Linked DNA regions of Mus musculus: regions 1, 3, 4 and 5 are each linked to region 2. The links are chromatin loops, found by intact Hi-C in ENCODE. Cell type or tissue: heart. All regions are shown on one strand. Region 1 has its middle 180 kb from the start of Gm36769. Region 2 has its middle 170 kb from the start of Gm36595. Region 3 holds the start of Gja1 (gap junction protein, alpha 1). Region 4 has its middle 250 kb from the start of Gm36595. Region 5 overlaps Gm36595 (predicted gene, 36595).

Region 1 (4,000 bases), 160 kb after region 2:
TCCTAACAGCAGGAAGGGAAATATGGGGTTTGCTTTGTTAAAGGAAACAAAACAGAAGAGGACAAGTGGCTGTGTGCAATTCTAGAGATAAATCACAATGGGATGACTAGCAGGCACTCACTCTTGAGTGACACAGAGCAGGACAGTCAAGGGCAGAGACTTGTAGCATCTGCAGTCCATTTCAACACTGTGATCCAGAGGAAAGGGTGACTTCTGGACCAGTTTTTAAATCTTCAATAGCTCCTGCCCTATTTAATTTGGTGTGCATTAGACAAGTTATCAATGCTGCTGGGAAGAAAGGGTCCAATAATAGAACTTAATTTACTAGGATAGTTGAATTCCCATTCAAGGACAAGGATGAACTGCTGAGTGTTAAGAGACACCGTGAGGTTGGGTATCCATCAGTCATTCTAGATGTCACTTGCAGGACCTTGGCCTGGATCCAGTAAGGTTTACTAACACTCTGTGCAACGAAATGCTATTCCAAGCTGCTATGCACTGTAGCTAGTTTTTATTCTTATTCAGTTCAGTATTTTCTGAGTCAGGCACATTGTCTAGTTTGTGTCACACAGTCCAAGTTCCTTCTTAAATATTTCCTTGTTTTTCTAATTCCTTTATACATTGTCTCCATTCCCGTATCCCTCTACAACAGAAACTGTTATTTTAATGTACTTTCCTTTTCTTTGTGTAGGAGATGAGCATCATGGGTAGGTATGTGTTTGTTATAATTTGTGCTTAGGTTACTATTTCATAGTGCTATAATTGTTTCATTTTAAATCACTTGGTATTGTGTTTTAAACATGCATTTATTCCTAGTCCTTTGATTCCAACTGTGGCACAGTATTACATTGTGTGTTTCCAGCAGGGTGGATGTTGTACTGTAAATAATATATTACATGATTTTAAAAAGGCTGAATCTCCCAGTCTGTGGGCCCAGAAAAGCTTAGGTTGGGATTTCTCTGGAAGAGATTATCAGGCGAAAGACTGCTCACTTGTCACTATTTGGTTGCATGTTTCCTAGATGCTCATCAGAATGGTTATGTTTGCAATTCATGTGTTTGTGGACTATATACTTCTTAAGAGTTCTTACTTGTTTGTGGATCTGTACTAACTGGCTCAATACTAAGAAAATGTTTACTGTACGTTTGTTGAATAAATAAGTGGGATCGAGTAGATCAAGCCAATTAATGCAAAAGGAAATTAGCATGGTCAAATAGAAATGAGACCCATGCGGCTTAATTTACCTACACAGAGACTTTCAGTTTGCTAGTGAGGAAGAGAAAAAACACTATTCAAAAGTTGCCAGAGTTTCAGGACTCTGTGTCCTGTCTTTGAACTGCTGTTTCCTCAGAGGAGTGGAAGGGATTTCTATTATACTGAGTAAAAAGGACATGCTCTGTGGAGCTTCCCATAATTGTTCCAAGAGCAAACTGTACTTCCAATGCCACTTCTCCCAGAAGTCAACACTATTTCCTCTCTCACTCTACCTTCCGGTTAAAAAAAAAAAAAAAAAGAAAAAGAAAAGAAAGTTCCTGTTTGTGATGAACAGAGGTCGGGCTCTCCGTGGGAATATTCACAAAGAATTGACATCCTCTGCAGACAATGTCACCGTGTCATAGGGCACGTTTTACCTTCCACATTGGATCACCACGTGGAATGTGTGCAGGATGGGATATCCATCACTGGATGACAGACTTATGACAACACTGTGGATCAGCGCCAAACCAATTGGGAGATGCTCCTGGGTGGCTCCTACAATAAAATGACAGAGGGTTCTGGTCTGAAATCAAGGCGGCTGGGGCGAGAACGGGAGCATTGCAAAAACAATCCTAAAGTATTTCCAAACATAAGTCTAGGATCTAAAGGGAATCAGTGCATAACTACTTTGATTTTTCAATTTCTTATGCCTAAGAAAAATTAAATGAGGACAAAAGTGGTTAAATTCGCCACTTAGCATTATCTCCAATGTTTAAGCTTTACACCGTGCTTTTTTAAATCACATATAATATTGAGATTTTAAACTGTATAATTAAATGTCCTAGCATGGTTTCTGCCACAGTGATGAAAAGCAACTTTGGGAAGGTGGGTTCATTGGCTTACACTTCCACATTCCAGTCTGTCTTCAGCGGGAGTCTGCTGAGGAGCCCAAGGCAAGAACTCGGAGACAAGAGCTGAAGTAGCCTGAAGCTTGGAGGAACCCTGCGTACAGGTTTGTGTTCCTGTGGCTTGCTCAGCCATTTTTTTAAAACAACCCAGCACCACCTGCCCAGGTGGGCCACCTCACGTCAATCATTAATCAAGAAAACATCCTCCAGACCCAGGTACAGACCAATGTGATGGTCCTCAACTGCTGTCCCTCTTCCTAGATGAGTCTAGTTTGTGTCATTGACAAAAACTAATCAGCACACTTAGTCCCCAAAGTGTGATTGTTAAAACAGGAAGGGAAAAAATTAATAATAATAGCTTGAGATTCAGACAGAAAATTAGCACTAAGAAAGTGATGACTTTTGCATTGTTGTGAATACCTGATAGAAACAAATGGAGGGGCGGAAAATTGATTCTGAAATTCTAGTTCGTGTTAAGTCCACACACTTGTGCCAAATGTCACAGTAGTGGGAGTAAATGACAGAAGAGATTCTCCATGGAGGATAAGGAACAAGAGAAAAGGTACACAGGAAAGAGTTAGGAGAGATATAGTCCCAAGTATACACTTGGTGACCCACTTTCTCCTACTGAGATCCATGCCTTATCTTTCATTGCCTGTCAATAATGCTATTTATTATTATTATTATTATTATTATTATTATTATTATTATTATTATCCTATCAAGTGATTAATCTAGTGGTTAGGTCCAAGCTCTTTGATTGGATTTTCTCTGGAAATATCAGCAGAGACACATCCAGAGGTCTTCGTTGTGAGGAGCGGGTATGGTGGCAGTCCCAAGAAGGCGCCAGGGACTGCAGCTAAGTCTTATGACTTGCACCTGACTTCCTCATCTGAATATAAGCCACAACCATCATAAGAGCTGCGCAGGTGTACCAGGATACTGGCGAATCCATTTTGGTGGAGATATGCCCCTGCTGCCCTGATTAGCTGAAGCTGTGTACCTGGTGAGGTGACGTGGCCTGCTGTGAGTGGATGAGGGCTGAGAGTATATAAGAGTGAGAGGCCCGGGTTAGAGAGAGGATTATTATTACTGGGAGATATAAACAAAGAGAAAGAAGAGAGAGGAAGACTGGTTTGCTGAATAAACTGCTGTTAGAAGGACTGGTGGTCGTGTCGTTCTTGCTGGTCGAGAGCGGACGCGACACTTCATCACTTATCTTCGAATAAAATTAACTGACAGTTTTAGTTGATCATTGAACCTGAGCTCAACTTAGAACCTGGAGAACCATGTTCCAACATTGCTCTTGGTAAGAGGCTGGGTGATGGAAGGGAGTGTTTGAGTATCTTAAAGCAAGTGGAGTACGCTGGACAACACTAAAGTCTATTGTGAAGTTAGTAAAACCATGGAAATTTCATTAAATCTTATGAGTTTCCCCTCACAGGGGTTGGGTTAAGCTAAGTAGCGGAGTCAGAGAGTTACATTAGTTTTCAAATCACACCGCATCACCAGGAAACTTTGTAAAGAAGAGGACAGATTTTATTTTCCAATCAACTCAGCAGGTGGTATTTCCAAAATGAATATCATGGCACAGAGTAAAGGTTACGATAAACTTGGAGAATCCTCAGTGCAGTGGTGGATATGAGTTAGTCACAGATGAAAAATCCTAGTCTCTGCAACTTTTTCTCAATGAGACTTAGTTGAGTGTGTGATCAAACTAGCTGTTAAGAAGAAACACCTTAAATACATCCCCTGAAAATCCTCGTTTCTGAGGTTGCAGTTGGTCGCCACATTCGACATTAAATGGTGACACCAACATGTTAGTCCGTGATCCATTTGATTCATTTCTCCTCCTCAACATCAACTGCTTGCCTGGACCACTATTGTGACCCATG
Region 2 (4,000 bases):
ATCAATCTTGAAATAAGTCAGAGAGGGTGTAAGACAAGAATTCTACATGGATTATTAATTAAGTAGAAACAAAGCAAAAACCAACAACAGGAAAGATTAGTAGTGGTTACTCATGGGCAGCTGGATGACCCTCAAACCAAGAAGACAGCACAGCTGTGTTGGAAGAGAGGGAAGAAGAGCAGAGCATTTATTGGAACCACTGGTGTCTTAACAGGATTCAGGCTCATAATTTCCTATGTGACTCATCTAGCATTGCACAATCGATGCTTTGAAAGTCTATTTCCTCAAGACGTCGGCATGGTGTTACACTGCAGCTTCCTGATGCACATTTTTAACTCCTGTAGTTTCTTAAAACATGTTTCAGACTGCTGTGTTTACCTGTTGGATGGACTACTTTATATTCATTAAAAATGTCTTAAGAGCTTTACCACACACACTCATCCCTTTAATTTTTTTTCTCTGTAAGTCTAATTTAACTGTAGGAGTCTGAGCCATTAGCCCTTCAGTATTTCCTGTGTTATTTTGAGATTTTTTTTTTTTTCAAAAGAGCCTTTGGTCATGTGCTGAAAATAATTGTCAGTCAAATCATTATTCTTCATTGAGGAAGAGCCTGAAACTATGGGGTACTTAAAAACAAGCGGAGTGGGGGAATGAAGCTGTTCTAACCCCAAAAGCAAAATCTCCAATCTAGAAAAGTAGGTTCCTTTTCAATTGACAGCATAGAGAAACCAAACCACAGGTAGATGTACAAGGCGATGGGGCAGACTTCTGAAGGGATAGTGAATTTTAAAATGTGTTTTCTCTAGTTTGTGAGGTTTTTATCCACAGATGCCTAATCTTTATTAAGACTCGAGGGAAAAATTACATTCATATCCAAAGTTAGAAGGCTATTATTCCTCACTTTCAAGGATTTAACAGTAAGTTAAATCTCTATTATGGTTAGTACTTAATAACCTACTGTAAAATCATGACTTACTTTTCCAGGGGCTTAGCTTTCCTAAGAAATACATATGCTGATGAACACCGTGTGTCTGTTTACTCATTTGCCTTTTTATGTTAATAAAATTTCGGATGTTGTCACTAGAAGCAAGTGTTCAGTTTGCCAACATTCCTTTAGGAAATACACTATGTTTAGACAGTTTTAAAACAATCAGCATCCGGCTGAAACATCTGATAAACTGTAAAGCAGGAATAGGTACTTTAATTTTAGAGTAACTATGAGTGATTTCCTCTCCTTGCAGGTCTGCAGTTTCTTGTCCTCAGGATCCAGTACTGACTGAGAGCAAGTTGCCACTGGACTCTGCATGGACTAAGGCAAAACGTGTAAGTAAGACGCCTTTATCATCAGAGTCATGATCTCATTAAGTTTCTTGGTTTAAGGAGCATGAACTCTATAAATAATTCAAACTGTACTGAAAGAGTTAAAGCTTTGCTTTATATGACAAATCATGGCTTTGAGACAACTTGTCCTAAGTTCGTTCAGGGTGGAAAAATCTGAGGATGTTTAACATAGAGCAAAGTAGTTTAAGGAGATATTTCCAAAATTTGTGTTAGCCAAATAATCTCAAGGACATTTACGTTTGCATTCTTTCTTGTTCTCATCCTAGATGAACATAGGGTTTCCTTGCTTGACATGAAGAAATTAAGAACAATAAACTTGGCTCATCACTTCTGATCTCCAGCTAAGGTTATTAAAAGCACAAAAGTGCTGATTTACAACAAGGGTGTTCAGGCCCCATCTAACAATGCTCAGTCCAATGGTTGTGTGAAAATTCTAGCCTGTTTTCTTCCCCTTAGTGAGAAATCTTTGAAATCCAAAATGACTCTTATGAACTTCAAAAAGGTGTGATGGCCAATTGTTTAAGCCCCGGTGAGAAAATTCTCCCACGAGTTCATAGAACACAGTGTTATGATGTTAGAAACTCAAATGCCTTTTACACAGGATGTTAACCTCTCACAGAAGCCTGCTGCTGTGATGTGGGAAGTCCTGGCTTCCAGGTTTACAAGGATGAGGGCTGTAAACAGGATGCTGAGCGCCACCTAAGGACACAGTGCCTCTCCTTGGAGACATACCAAGGCTCAAAGTTACGAATGCAATGTTGAAGAAAATATTAGAAATTTTGAGCCTTTTCTCTTTGTCTTTTCCATATTTTATACATACTCAGAGAGAAAAACCTTCTTTTAGACATTAGACATTGATAACAATCTTAGACTAGCTTCCAGAAAGCATAATACACAAATCAGCTTTGTAAAAAGCAGTATATCCTTTTGTGATAACTATTAAAAAGATTTTGTGTGGTTACTTGAGTTCTCTTTAGATCTAAGATAAAAATAAATAAGAATTTTATGTAGCACACACAAACTACTTTTTGATTGAATACAAAGTTTTCCTTTATTTAATTTATAGAAATAACGCTTTAGACCTTAAAAAAAGAAAAAAACCAATGATTTTTTTAAAAAAAGAAAGAAAGAAAGCTATCTTATGGTAATGTTTGAAGTTATGACTGACTTTGCTGTGAACATTATGTTTTCAAGTATCATATCCCTGTCTTTTGGAAAGGTCTATAGCAAAGCACATATTAATAACTGCCTTTGGTGGGAACAGAGTCCAGAACGTCTAAAGAGAGACATATGAGAAAGTAAATACACACCTTGAGAATTGTCTCCCTGAGATCCTAATCAAAAGTGAGCAACTGTGGTCATTTGCCTCCCTTTAAAAGCCAGAAACTGCAAGGAATCAAAAGAAGGTAGCAACTTTGCAAAGAAATGTTTCCTTACCTCCAAACCCTCAGACAGTGATTATTCTGAGCCTTCATTTCTGCCTCCACCCTTTACCATGAAATGCTCTTCCCTCTGCCCTTCCCCCCCAAGCCCCCCCCCCCACTCCACCCCACCACACCTGTCCTGGCCTCCTTCTGGCAGCCTCAGGAGACCACTGCAGCACTATGTCATCCACCTCCTCTTTCCTATTCCTAGCCGGCATTTGCCTTTTGCTTCCAGGTCTTATACTCTGTATTGCCTTCATTTTCAAATGCCCTTTGAACATGTAAGCAAGACCATCTGCTGGGAAAAGGAAAACAGGAGCAGCAGCTGCCTCTGTCTTGTACGCTCTCCTCCTGATATAGAGTGCAACATAATTCACAGTCACCCATTAACTCCTAAGGGCACTCATTCTACAGTGTTCTGAAACCTACACATGGTACTCTTTGCACTTGCCCTCTCCCTTAGCCAGCTCCTGTAGCATCCCTCAGTCAAGATGCTACTTGTTGCTCCTGTAGCATCTATCAGACTAAAGACTAAGATAAACTTTTGAAGCAGAGAGTCCTGGTTTGATGAGTTTTCTGAAACAAACTGCTTATTGATCTTTCCTTGAAACTTTGGTTTCAAATCTGGTCCCTTCCCCTCTTTTCCCTTTCCCTGTTGCCGATAGATCCTCTATACTCAGCTGCCTTTGATCTCGTTCTAGACTACTCTTCCTCCAGGCTTTCTCATCCTGGCTGTCCACAGGTATATCTGTCTTGTGGCCATATTATTCCTTTACTTTGATTCAGTGATTTTATTCATTCACTACCAATGCATAATTGGGAGCCAAACGCAATCTTTGGATTATTTTTGGTAGCCAACAGTGACAATACAAGCAATGGGAGAACTGGTAGCTAGCTACAAATCTTTACCACTAGTAAGTAGCCAGAAATCAGATCTCAGATAAAATGTCACAGTGCAAATACAACACTGTTCAGGTAATCAGAAAGGAAACAGTTTGTACACTCCAATGGCAATGCATTTTAGGGGCAAAGATTGATTTGAAAAATGTTATTTTTACATTGTAAATATGATAAGAATCATTTTTTAAAAAAGATACCAGCAGAGATGACAGGGGGTAGGGTGAAGTCATTCTTTCCACTGGGACTATCCAAATTTTCACCTGAAATGGTGTGATCTACAGCTTGTTACTGCAGAGAGAAAAACACATACCAAGAGTAGGTGTGTAGACATGTTT
Region 3 (4,000 bases), 220 kb before region 2:
AGGGATCCAGTTTCACAAGCTGTCTTCTAATTTCCACTTGCATACACATATATGAATACACATAATAAATAAAGGTTAAAAAAAAACCAAAAACAAAAACAGAAACTCTAGGAGCTGGAGAGATGGCTCAGTGATTAAGAGCACTAACTGCTCTTCCAGAAGTCCTGAGTTCAATTCCCAGCAACCACATGTTGGCTCACAGCCATCTGTAATGAGATCTAAAGCCCTCTTCTGGTGTGTCTGAAGAGTTACAGTGTATTTATATACATAAAATAAATAAATCTTTTTTTAAAAAAATCTAATGTCACATTATCACATTCATTGCTGGACATAAAGCCTTGAAAGTCCGATTATAGTTTCTGCATCTGTAACATTACTTCCCTTCTTTAAGTTAAAGACAAAGGAACCTCAAAAGTAAGAGAACATGCTGGGGTCTTAAACTGTGAGGTTTTAAATGGCACTCCCTTAGTCATCCTAGTGAGAGGGTGCTTCGGCAGGAAAATGTTTCCCAGGAAGTCTTCGCCATCCTTTGTTCTGCTATTTACATTAGTGTGAGACGTTCAGCTCCATCAGGTGATGCCTATACAAAGGCCTAACTCCAGGAGCGCCGCTGAAGCCTGTTTATCGCCCTATCACAAGCCCTCGTGGGGGGCATCTGGGAACCCTCAAAGGAGCTGCCCACCCTAGGAATGAGGTCATATGACTCAGGCTTTCATAAACCCCATCAGGTATGATGAGAGAGGCATGAAGCTGTGGGCAGGCAGTCACCAGGCCCACATCTCTTCCCTGAAAGTGCTTCCGAGGGACAGGATTGGAAGAGAGAAAGAAGTTTTGAGACAGGCTGTGTCTGGCAACTCTGGTCTGCAGCGGTTAGAAGGAAGAGGAGGAGGGGGACAATTCTGGCATCTCCCTGCCGATTTAAATGTTAAATTGTAGGCATAAAAAAGACTAAGATATGGATCTTCACTTCCTTGGAGATTGGGTTGAGGTCCTATCAACGTTTCAGACAAGAGTTACATACATGATATATTATTTTTATTCATAGTATAGAACATGTATCTTCTTGTTGTTAATTAAAAGAATAAGGAAAACTACCTAAAGCAGCAGAGAAACTGAAGAGTAGACATCCCACTCCACGGGTCTGGTTGTGAAATGCCTTTCCCATGCCCACCGCCTCTTTCCTTTGTTAATTGTCCGGGTTTAAGAGGAAGAGAATTAGGTCATAAGAAAGATCACTCACACCCACCTCAAGCTTCACACACCTTGGGCAACCCAGAACAAGTCTGCACGAGTTCACCTTGTCTCCCCCCCCATTTTTATTTATTGTAATATTATTATTATTATCATTATTATTTAGGAAATGTGACCTAAAAGGGACATCTTCTCACTGCCCGTGGTCATCTCCTGAAGGAATGACCCATCCAACAGTTTTTTTTTTTAATCTGTGAGGAGTCACAGCCCCGCAGTAGCTGACGTACATCTAGAGCTATTTCTTACTTTTTTTCCCCTTCTCGTCAGCACATTGAAACTACAACTTTATCTTGACCAGGTTGCTTCTTCTGCCTGCTCAGCTCCACGCTCGCCAGCCTCCACTCCACCTCCTCCCCGCCTTTTCTTCCTCCCTCCCCTTTCTCCTAGCCCCTCCTTCCAGTTGAGTCAGTGGCTTGAAACTTTTAAAAGCTCTGTGCTCCAAGTTAAAAAACGCTTTTACGAGGTATCAGCACTTTTCTTTCATTGGGGGAAAGGCGTGAGGGAAGTACCCAACAGCAGCAGACTTTGAAACTTTAAACAGACAGGTCTGAGAGCCCGAACTCTCCTTTTCCTTTGACTTCAGCCTCCAAGGAGTTCCACCACTTTGGCGTGCCGGCTTCACTTTCATTAAGTGAAAGAGTAAGTTTTGAAAAAAAGAAAAACCCACTTTACCTAGTAGCGTCTCTTTCTGTAAGGGAAACTCTTCTATGCTTTGTAAATGCGTTGCGTCTTTGACTTAGGATACTGTAAGTAGAACGACGATCTTCAAAGTGCCTTTGTCATTTCCACGTGCTGAGTTTGATTTGGGTTTGTTTAAAAAGTTCCGCTGAGAGTGCAACAGGTAAAAGGCTCAAACTTTTTCCAACTAGAGTGAAGGAAGGACCAAGTTACTAAACTTAGTTCTTTGTTATGGAGCCTAACTTCACTTTTCTGTAGTCGCCAATGGAGAAGGTGTTGCGGGGGTGGGGGTGATGGGGGGGCACCTCAGTCAACTTTGCTTAGCCTGCTTCCTATAGTGCTGGACACTACACGCTTCTTTTTTTTCTTATGAAAATCCGGTCGCCTGTTCTACTGCCTTGAAACTGCAGACTCCTTTTGTAACAGAGTGCTTTGTTGAGACGCTGCGGCAGCAGTTGACTTCCACGTGGTTCTCTCTTAGACTTTTCAGGACTAAGCCACTAAATACGTAGACCAGGGTGCTGCGGTTAGAGTTTTTAGACCAACAGTGGGTACTTTGTGCAAGCCTGTGCGATGCTACGGGATGAACCTCTTAGCCTGCACAGCCAGCATTTTTTTTTAATACTCCACGCTGGCAACTCCGGGCGCGAGAAATCTTGAATGGGTGGTGGTGACTTACGGAGAGTTAGAGGAAGAACGGGCGTTTAGAAACAGTGTGTGCCAGGTTGCTTTTCCAAAATCAACTGCTAGAACGCGAGCTCCTAGAAGGAATGGGGAAAAGGGATTTTTAGAGCTGCGCTTTTAGAAAGAGCTGCCCCCTCTCCACCCCCAACTCCTCCTGCGTGCCCGGACTTGTAGTGACTTCAGAGCTGTTAGGACAGTTTTGAATTGGAGCCATCAGAGGGTGCAAAGCACTAAGCAAAAATGATGCTAACGTGCAGCTTGAAGGGGGTCCGTCTTAAAGCTTTTATTTTTAATTGGTAACACATTCTGTAAAGCACTTTGACCGGCCTAAATCCACACCGAAGTATCAGGGTGGGTCTGTATTGAAGGGCTTTTTTTTCTGTACCAGACCAGGCCGAGTCGTTGTGAAGTGAAAGCTTTAGGGCAGAGGATGGCACGGGCCCCTCCTGCCCAGTCTTAGCATCATCACGGGCTCCGTTCGCGCTTCCCGCAGCCTCCCAGCTTCGCGGTCCAGACGGCTGGCTGCGGAGGGGGGGAGGGGAGGCCAGGCTCGCGGCCCGACGGTCAGAAAGCAAGTGGGCGACTTTATTAAAGTTGTCAGTCTGAAGTCCCCCGCGCCCTCCCAGTCGCCTTTTCACGGTTTCTCTGCCTAAACTCGTCGGGTGGCTGAGTGGAGCCCCTGGGAAGGTCCCCTAAACACCTAGGGAGTCCCGGTGCTGGTAAATGCACTTGTAACACTCCTGGAAACTCTTGAAATTCCCCAAGAATGAGGCGGGGCGGAAGAAGGAGGGGCAAAGAAGACCCTTCGAGAAACCCTGCCATAGCTACTGACGTGTGCTGAGGCAAATCCGTTCAGGATTGGGAAATTCAAACCTTGACTTCCGAGCAGAGTTCTCCCCGTGAGTGCCCTCGGATCCACCCAACGCTCGCTGGGCATCTCTGGCAGAGTCTTGGTCGAGCACCCCGGGAGACAGCTTCCCTTCCCCTCCCTCCCAGTGCTGGGTTTCGGGTTGGAAGAGGAAAACTTAAAACGTACAGGGCAGCCTTTGGAGGTGGATTTGATTCCTTTGTTCCCCAAGCCAAATAATAATGACTGGAAGGTAGTGAATCTTACCAGTCCAAAAGACCACTGGGCAACCTTGAACGGTCAGTAGTGTCCCATGAGGAAGCCTGGGGTTCTTTTTTTCTTTTTTTTTAATGAGGATTGCTGAAAATAAAAGTCTGTAAAGTAAAGTATGCTAATGAGGACGTATACTACCTGAGGAGAGGGGTACTACTAGTTAATTCTGCTAGGTAGGCCAAGTTGTGTTGAAATGTTAGTTACAGATTGTATGGTGTGTCCTGGTGAGGTGTTGAATTCTGAATTACTGGAATACATCTATCTCCC
Region 4 (4,000 bases), 83 kb after region 2:
AAAATCTACCTTAAAAAGCTAAAATAAGGGCTGGGGTGTATTTAAGTTGGTGGAGAGCACAAAACCCAACCCCAGCACTCAAAGGTAGATGCTAGAGGATCATGGGTATCTTTGGCTACAAAATTATTCTGAGGCTAGTCTAAGCAATACAGAGAACTGTTTCAAAAGAGGGGGAAGGGAGATTAAATAACACTAAACAAAAAAACAGAAAATGCTTTCCCCATTAAAGCATAGAAACTTAAACTAGGGCCACTTCTTCAACTGTAAGAACAATCTAAATACAGTCAAGCTAAAGGCAATGACTTGTTTAAGCCAGATCACAGGAGAAATGGCATTTTGCTCAAATAGAAGTCTGCAATATCAGAGAAATCAGGCTGGTCTCTGGCTATGGAATTGCATTCAGAAAGGGAAAGCGGGTCCTTCCCTCAGGATGTGCACTGACTCACAGTGGATGCTTTCTGCCTTTGGGAAGTGAAGTGATCACATGACTCCACTGCCCTGCGTGAGTATATAGAAGGTAAAGTGGCTCAGTGTAACTGATATGAAGTCAGCAGGACTTTATCTTCTATAGAAATATAAGGCAGCAGCAGCAGGCAGGATGAAAAAGAAAAGTCTTCAGATGAAGGAACATCACACACTCATAAACCTAAACATCTTCCAACCATAGCTGTATTTACGTGAAATTCTAGAAAAATTCAATTAATTTTATGTAGGAATTTTAATTTGATCTAACAAAACCATTTACTTTTCCCATGATTTATGTAAGGATTTCAACTCTTTTAGTTATTAACTTAATAACCTATGAAGTGCTTTCTTTGCTGCAATAATAATTAAGAAATGGAAGAATTTTTTGCATTTGTGCCCATCGGATTATCAACTATCTACCTCCTTGAGAACCCCTCTTTGTTCCAGGGGTTGGTACAATTGGAATACATTTTCTTTTGATATTTCTTGGGGTTTGGAGATACAGTTGTGTTTAACTGATTGTCTTAGTCAGGGTTTCTATTCCTGCACAAACATCATGACCAAGAAGCAATTTGGGGAGGAAAGGGTTTATTCAGCTTACATTTCCACATTGCTGTTCATCACTGAAGGAAGTCAGGACTGGAACTCAAGCAGGGCAGTAAGCAGGTGCTGATGCTGAGGCCATGGAGTGTTCTTTATTGGCTTGCTTCCCCTGGCTTGTTCATCCTGCTCTCTTATAGAACCCAAGACTACCAGCCCAGGGACAGTACCACCCACAAGGGGTCCTTCCCTGCTTGACCACTAATTGAGAAAATGCCCTACAGCTGGATCTCATGGAGGCATTTCCCCAACTGAAGCTCCTTCCTCTGTGATAACTCCAGCCTGTGTCAAGTTGACAGAAAACTAGCCAGTACACTGATCATCTGTTCAATGGAATAAAAAGTACCTCTAAACATTTAGGATAATGTTTTGTAGTCAGTCATTATACTCCTTAAATACCATGTAGGAGATACAAAATACATGAGAGAGATGAAAGAGTAGAATAGGAGGCTAGTGGTAAACCAGTTTGACCCTGATAGACACTGGCCAACCTGAGCAACTTATAAAAATTCCATACAAAAGAAATTGTTTCTCTGTGCATGTACAAATAGCTCCAAAGGAGCTTCCTAATGAAAATAAACTTCCTCCTGCCAATTTAGCGCCCCTAAATAGCTGTTTGCCAGGCCCATGACTCTGCTCTGTCCACCTACTTTTCCCACCAGGATATATGAATGACATCCCATGCTCCCAGAGAACACATGTCCAGTACGGTTCCCATGGTCTGCCTCACCTATTGTTCAAAACACAATAAGCTGGCAGGGAAGTGTGTCGTGATGCACTGATTTCAAATTTTCTAGGGTGGGGGCTGTCACTCATCTGAAAACTTGAACTGTTAGTAACTATCACAGATGTCCAGGTGTCTTTCACTCTTTCCTTCAGGTAAGAGCCAGATAGAGTTTTCTTCTAACTAGGAAAACTGAACAGGCTTGCTTCGTGTGTTAAGGTGCTGAAAAGAAAATCACCTCTGCTTTCATGTAGTGAAAAGATATTTAGAGAGCTTGACACTCTGACATGTTTCCGTTTCTATAAAATGCTGAAAACAAAACAAAATACAATGACCTTGCTTTTCAGAGGATCCGTGGGGGGAAAACCTAAGCTTCCATAGGGAGGGAGACTGTTAGCAGACTCCAGGGTTATCTTGTAAACAGGAAACAACTTTGTGAAGTGTGTGTGTGTGTGTGTGTGTGTGTGTGTGTGTGTGTGTATGTGTGTGTGTGTGTGTCTGGCTCCTTCTCTCTGTGTCTGTGTGTGTATGCATGCCTTTGTGTGTTTCTCTGTCTGTGTGTCTCTGCATCTCTGTCTCTGTCTCTCTGTCTTTTTTTTTCTCTCTGTGTTGTGTGTCATATGTGTCTCTGTTTTTCTATCTCCTCTTTCGCTCTCTGTGTGTCTGTGTCTCTGTGTCTTTGTGTGTTTCTCTGTGTCTATGTGTCTCTGCCTCTATGTTGATCTCTGACTTTCTGTCTCTCTGTCTCTCTGTCTCTCTCTTTGTGTATGTGTGTCTCTGTCTCTCTGTCTTCTTCCCTTTTGTTCTGTGTGCCCCTGTCTGTTTGTTTTTGTGTGTTTCTCTGTGTGTCTGTGTATCTGTGTCTTTATCTGTGTCTGTCTGTCTGTCTCTCTGTGTAATGCTATAATTTCTATGCTTATGATTAAGGAACTATTATAAAACAAATAAATGAAGAAATAACAACAAAACACCCCTCATCTAACTAGTGAGATTTTAGTTGATATTTGTAGGATTTTTATATTTGGACACTAAACTAAGGAAATATAGATAAAACAAGCTCAAAAGTTCACTACAGAGCAAAGCTTTTATCTGTATTTTATCTAAACTAAATGATTAGTAAGCCAACGAACAAGAGGCATCTTCCCTTATCTCTTCCAGATCTCTTATAATAATACAGAATAAGATGGTCCATAAATTTAAAAGAAGTCAACATGCTGAAGGAGGCAGGTTCCTATGTGCACATATATAGCAAGAAAAAAAAATTCTCTGCTGAAAAAGAAGTGTCAGTAATTTTCTAAAACTGGTACTTGACACATTATAAAAGTTAGTAATTAAAACATCATGCAGGGTCCATGGCTCAATGGCTCAGTGGTTGAAGCTGCTTGTTGCTAATCCTAATTACTGAATTTCCTTGAACCCCCATGCTGGGGAGAGAGAAATGATTTCTACAAGTTACCTTCTGACCTCTACATGTGCATCATAGTGTACACACACACACACAGTAAATAAACAAATAAATAAATACATGAATAAATGAATGTAAAAAAAAGTTTAAACACTGTGACAAGTCATAGGAGTCCACCTATTCCGTTTGAAAATAGACCAGGAATCTGAAACCCAAATATAAAAGTGCTTAGACAGTGGGGTTCATATAAAGCATTTCATAATAGTTACTTCTCTAAGAATGTCTTCATAGTAACATTTCTAATTATTTGCTAGCTATAGAAAATGATACTTCATGTAAAATAAATTTGAGAAGGGAAATACTAAAGTGCTTTAAATTTCTACTGCTTCTCAATTAAAGTTACATATTATTTCTGTTAGTTTGAATAACCAAAGTTGTAATTTCTTAATGATTGACTTTTCAGGTTTTATTTTTTAAGAAAAAGATTATTTTTATGAATATGTGTTTTGTCCACATATATGTATATGTGTGCCTAGTGCCATCAGAGGTCAGAAGAGGGCATTGAATCCTCTGGAATTTGAATTTTAATTCAATTTAAAGATGGCTGTGAGGTGCCATGTAGGTGTAGGGACTCAATTCCCAGGCCTTTCCAAAAGCAACAAGTACTCTTAACCCCTCAGCCAACTTTTCATGCAAACAGGTTTTGTTTTTTGTTTTTTTTAATGGTTTTTCAAGACAGGGTTTCTCTGTGTAGCCCTGGCTGTCCTGGAGCTCACTCTGTAGACCAGGCTGGCCTTGAACTCAGA
Region 5 (4,000 bases), 130 kb before region 2:
GGTTGTTCCCAGTTTCTGGCTATTACAAATAAAGCTGCTGTGAACATAGTTGAGCAAGTGTCCTTGTGGGATGTTGGGGTATCTTTTATGTATATACCCAGGAGGTATAGCTGGGTCTTGAGGTAGAATTAGTCCCAGTTTTCTGAGAAACTGCCAAATTGTTTTCCAGAGTGTTTGTTCAAGTTTGTACTCCCATCAACAATGGAGGAGTGTTCCCCTTGCTCCACATCCTTGCCAGCAAGTGCTATCACTTGAGTTTTTGATCTTAGCCATTCTGATGGGTATAAGATAGAACCTCATAGTTATTTTGATTTGCATTTCCTTGATGACTAAGGACTTTGAACATTTCTGGAAGTGCTTCTCAGCCATTGGATATTCCTCTGTTGAGAATTCTGTTTAGTTCTGTACCCCATTTTTTAACTGGGTTATTTGGGTTGTTAGTGTATAACTTCTTGAATTCCTTGTAAATTTTGGATATTAGCCCTCTGTCAGATGTAGGGTTGGTGAAGAGCCTTCCCCAATCTGAGGGTTGCCTAATTGTCCTATGTGACAGTGTCCTTTGCTTTACAAAAGCTTTGCAGTTTCATGAGGACCCATTTATCAATTGTTGATCTGAGAGCCTGAGCCACAGGTATAAACCACCACAATGTCTTCAAGTACATTTTTGTTTGTTTGTTTTGAGACAGGATCTTACTATGCAACAGAGGTTGGCTTGGAACTTGGCATATAGACAAAGGTAGCTTTGAACTCAGAGATCTATTTTCCAAGTACTGACATTAAAGGTTGTGCTGCCAGGCCTGGCCCAAGTACATTTTTTTTAATCAATTTTCTGCTCTGATTCTCAGCTGAAATATTATGTACCCGGTAAAAATGTGACAAGATATGAGCAACAAACTTCATGTGTTTTATTTAGCATATTCAAAACAGTTTGAACTAAATATAGGTAATTTGAATCTTCTGTGATTTGGTGTCAAACAGATCTCAAAAGATCACTAAGACTAGAGCTGACTAAGCTTTGTGAACAAGAGAAATAACTCAGCAGTAAAAAGTATTTCTTACTCTTATAATAGACCAGGTTAGGGTTCCCAGCACAACATAGCAGCTCATAACCATATATACCTCCAGTTCCAGGAGCTTGGACATGCATGATCTCCTGGACTCACACACATATACTCAAATATATATACCAAAAAATAAAATGTAATTAAAAAAAGAAGCAAACATGCTTATGCTTTATTTGATAAGTATATAATTGTTATCTTGGGTCTTGGTAAAAAGGTAATATAGTGCAGGAATTAACCAAATTCTTACTTTTCTCATTAAAACTGAGAAAGTTTGCTTTGCAAATTCTCCAGTTGTCATATTGGTTACTTTGAGCTTTTTAACTGACCTAAAGTCGGATGTGTGGAAGTGTCAGGCCAGCTTTCCTGGGTGTGATCCAACCGTCTGCCTAGAGACATAACTATGACACATTCCTCAAAGCCTAGCTTGCTGGCTCAATCATACAGGCTTTGAGTTTAAATCCGGAAAGTAAAGAAAACGGGAGATAGTGATCAGCAACAGGCTGGGATGAGCTGGTCTGTGTAAGCGTTGGATTGGCAGAGCAGGAAAATCAAGAAGTGCCATCAAAATACACGGTGTGTCTTGTTTCTGACCCCAGTAATTTAGGTTGGTTGCTAAACAAAATAAATGCAGCTTCTCTCATGTTCAAAGCACTTCCTCAAAGAAAACAAAGTTAAGTGCCTAATACCAGGCTGATTCTCAGTTTGCAGATGAAGAAGCTGATGAGAGAGAGTCTAAATGCCCTGGTGGAGCTTAGACAAAGCTGGGGGTTACAAAGAAAGTCCGGGTCTTGTCCCAACAGGGTCACTATCCTGCAACCTTCTAGCCTGTCCCCGTGAATCAGCAAGAATGCTGGCAGTCTGGATGCCACATGGAAGGAAGCAAGCCTGGAATCTCCAGTCTAGGATTTTTGGCTCAGCGGGGGCTGCACACAGGCTAGCTGAAATCCGGCTTCAGGTTAACACAGAAGGAAAGGCGTAAAACCCGGACAACAGAGATAGGCTGCTCATAACGTTCCCGGTACCGCTCCGGAAAATTCAAAACAAAGTTGTATCAAAACAAAGTTGTAAAAGGAAAGACGATCATTTTGGAGCCTTGCTCAGGAATTCCAGGCTTTCCGTTCTGCACTCTCCTCCTCGCAAGGAAAGCCGTCATTTCTGAAAAAATATACCCAGTTTTAGGAAGGCTATTCCGAGAGGCAGACAGCTTTCTGAGGAGATCATTTGAACATCTGGGTTTTTTCCATTCTGTTTTGCTACTAATTTGCAATATGGTAATGAAAGAGCCTTGGGAGAAAACACATTGAGAGAAAAATTGTGCCTCAAAAATTATATATCTTTGTTTTTATTTGTTTTTGTCCCCTCCCCCTTTAAATATACTAGACAGTTTACAGTAGTTTGGCCACAGAGATATTTCTGTGACTGGAATTTTTGCCGTTATGATCAGGCCCACAAGTTTGGTTGCATTCCAACTCTTTAGCTTCACATCCTCTTAGCTTCTCGATCCATACATTAACAGAAGTGAAATAAATTACTAGATAAGGCATTTCCAAAGCAATGCAGAGCACATACCATATAAATATCAATTACCTTGACTGTTGAGAATAATATCCATTAGGGAATCCATAGATATTACTATTTCCTGCCTAACAATGCTTTTTAAACAAACAAACAAGCAAATAAAAACGGAGGAAAGATGTCTATGGAAGACAAGAGGAGTTTGTTCCCGTGTGCCACTTTTCAAAGTTAACTGGAGGCTGTTAGAAGCCAGCATGTTTAAACCAGTGTGGTGCCATCTTATGAAACAGGGGTTTAGACAAGTCATGTCATAGTCTCCCTTTCCACGTTCACACCCAGAGTGAGGCTGCCTTCTCCAAGTGGGATGACAGAGGCAGATGAGAAATACTCCTGCTTGTAAGAATTGCCATCTGTCATTGTGAGAGGTTCATTTCCTTATCTTTCTATTTAGACAAGCTGACTGGAAGCTGAGCGGGGTCTCACCTGGACAAAAGCCTTCTTGGACAGACTAACTTTGCAGAGGTTGCACATAGAGCAGTAACCTCCTTCCCAGAGACTAGAAGGAAGACGAGCTACTGTTGCTTCTGCTGCTGGCCATCTTTGGGTTGCCTACGATATCATTCCGTATGTTCTACTTGTTGATGAATAGCAAACTTGTGATAACACGGAGAGGGGAGCAGAAGAAATGGCTTAATTGGTAAAGAGTTTGCTATAAAAGCATGGGATGGGGGTGGGGTGGGGGGCTGGGTTCAAGGTCTAGCCTCTAAAGCCAGGCTCCTGTTTGAGCCGTAATCACATTTCAGGGATGATAAGACAGGAAGTTCCCTGGCGTTTTTCTATTCAGGTAATCCAACTGCATCGGGGAGTTCCGGACTCACTGAGAGAACCTATCTCCAAAAATCAGATGGAGATGATCAAGGACAATCTGCTACTCTTCACTTTCTGATCTAGAAATAAGAATTATGAAAAAATATTTCAATGGATATTCCTGTCAAGATGACCATCACAGAGATGCTGTCCAGTTACAAAGTGTTTGCCTAACATAGCCAAGGCCTTGGGGTCCATCCCCAGAATCACTAAAATGGAAATGCAAGCAAGCAAACAAAAGTCAATGTGGTAGATCTAATATCTACCTTGAGAGGATGTGACAGTTTTTCTTCTCAAATTGCCTTTAACCCAGTGATTCTCAATTTTCCTAAAACTGTAACCCTTTAATACAGTCCCTAATGCTTACAGTTCCTAAAGCTGTGGTGTTCTCCAACCATAAAATTATTTCATTGCTACTTCATGACTGTAATCTTGCTACAGTGATGCATAGTAATGTAAATATCTGTGTTTTCTGATGGTCTTAGGAGAACCCTGTGGAAAGGTCTTTCAGATCTACTAAAGGGTGGGGACCCATAGGTTGTGAACCACTGTGT

The links. Hi-C counts contacts between places; a loop is a spot of excess contacts. Peaks named below come from ENCODE experiments on the same cell type or tissue, not always from the same donor. Only the 100,000 strongest peaks of a DNase experiment are listed, where the experiment ranks them.
Region 1: a loop joins it to region 2, with 14 times the contacts of the local background. A loop is called at or near these places in 6 of 42 quality-filtered maps.
Region 3: it touches region 2 in a loop (10-fold over the local background); 9 of 42 quality-filtered maps call a loop at or near these places.
Region 4: it touches region 2 in a loop (8-fold over the local background); 5 of 42 quality-filtered maps call a loop at or near these places.
Region 5: a loop joins it to region 2, with 2.0 times the contacts of the local background. A loop is called at or near these places in 2 of 42 quality-filtered maps.

What each region holds. Positions count from the first base shown.
Region 1 is chr10:56,753,356-56,757,355 of GRCm38, forward strand. No RefSeq gene overlaps it. Among named protein-coding and RNA genes, the nearest start is that of Gm36769, 180 kb to the right of the region's middle. In heart, no CTCF peak of the experiment used is centred here; a DNase peak (open chromatin) is centred at 1,666.
Region 2 is chr10:56,598,165-56,602,164 of GRCm38, forward strand. No RefSeq gene overlaps it. Among named protein-coding and RNA genes, the nearest start is that of Gm36595, 170 kb to the left of the region's middle. In heart, a CTCF peak has its summit at 2,041; DNase peaks (open chromatin) are centred at 187 and 1,987.
Region 3 is chr10:56,375,629-56,379,628 of GRCm38, forward strand. It overlaps Gja1 (gap junction protein, alpha 1), which reads left to right and starts at 1,672. Exons shown (of 2, transcript NM_010288.3): 1 at 1,672-1,890. In heart, a CTCF peak has its summit at 235 (motif pointing left); DNase peaks (open chromatin) are centred at 1,633, 2,593, 3,113, 3,423 and 2 weaker places; H3K4me3 peaks cover 2,931 bases; H3K27ac peaks cover 3,490 bases.
Region 4 is chr10:56,681,337-56,685,336 of GRCm38, forward strand. No RefSeq gene overlaps it. Among named protein-coding and RNA genes, the nearest start is that of Gm36595, 250 kb to the left of the region's middle. In heart, no CTCF peak of the experiment used is centred here; a DNase peak (open chromatin) is centred at 1,715.
Region 5 is chr10:56,467,244-56,471,243 of GRCm38, forward strand. The region is part of intron 4 of Gm36595 (predicted gene, 36595); the gene reads left to right. Among named protein-coding and RNA genes, the nearest start is that of Gm36595, 37 kb to the left of the region's middle. In heart, no CTCF peak of the experiment used is centred here; a DNase peak (open chromatin) is centred at 1,978; H3K4me3 peaks cover 576 bases; H3K27ac peaks cover 783 bases.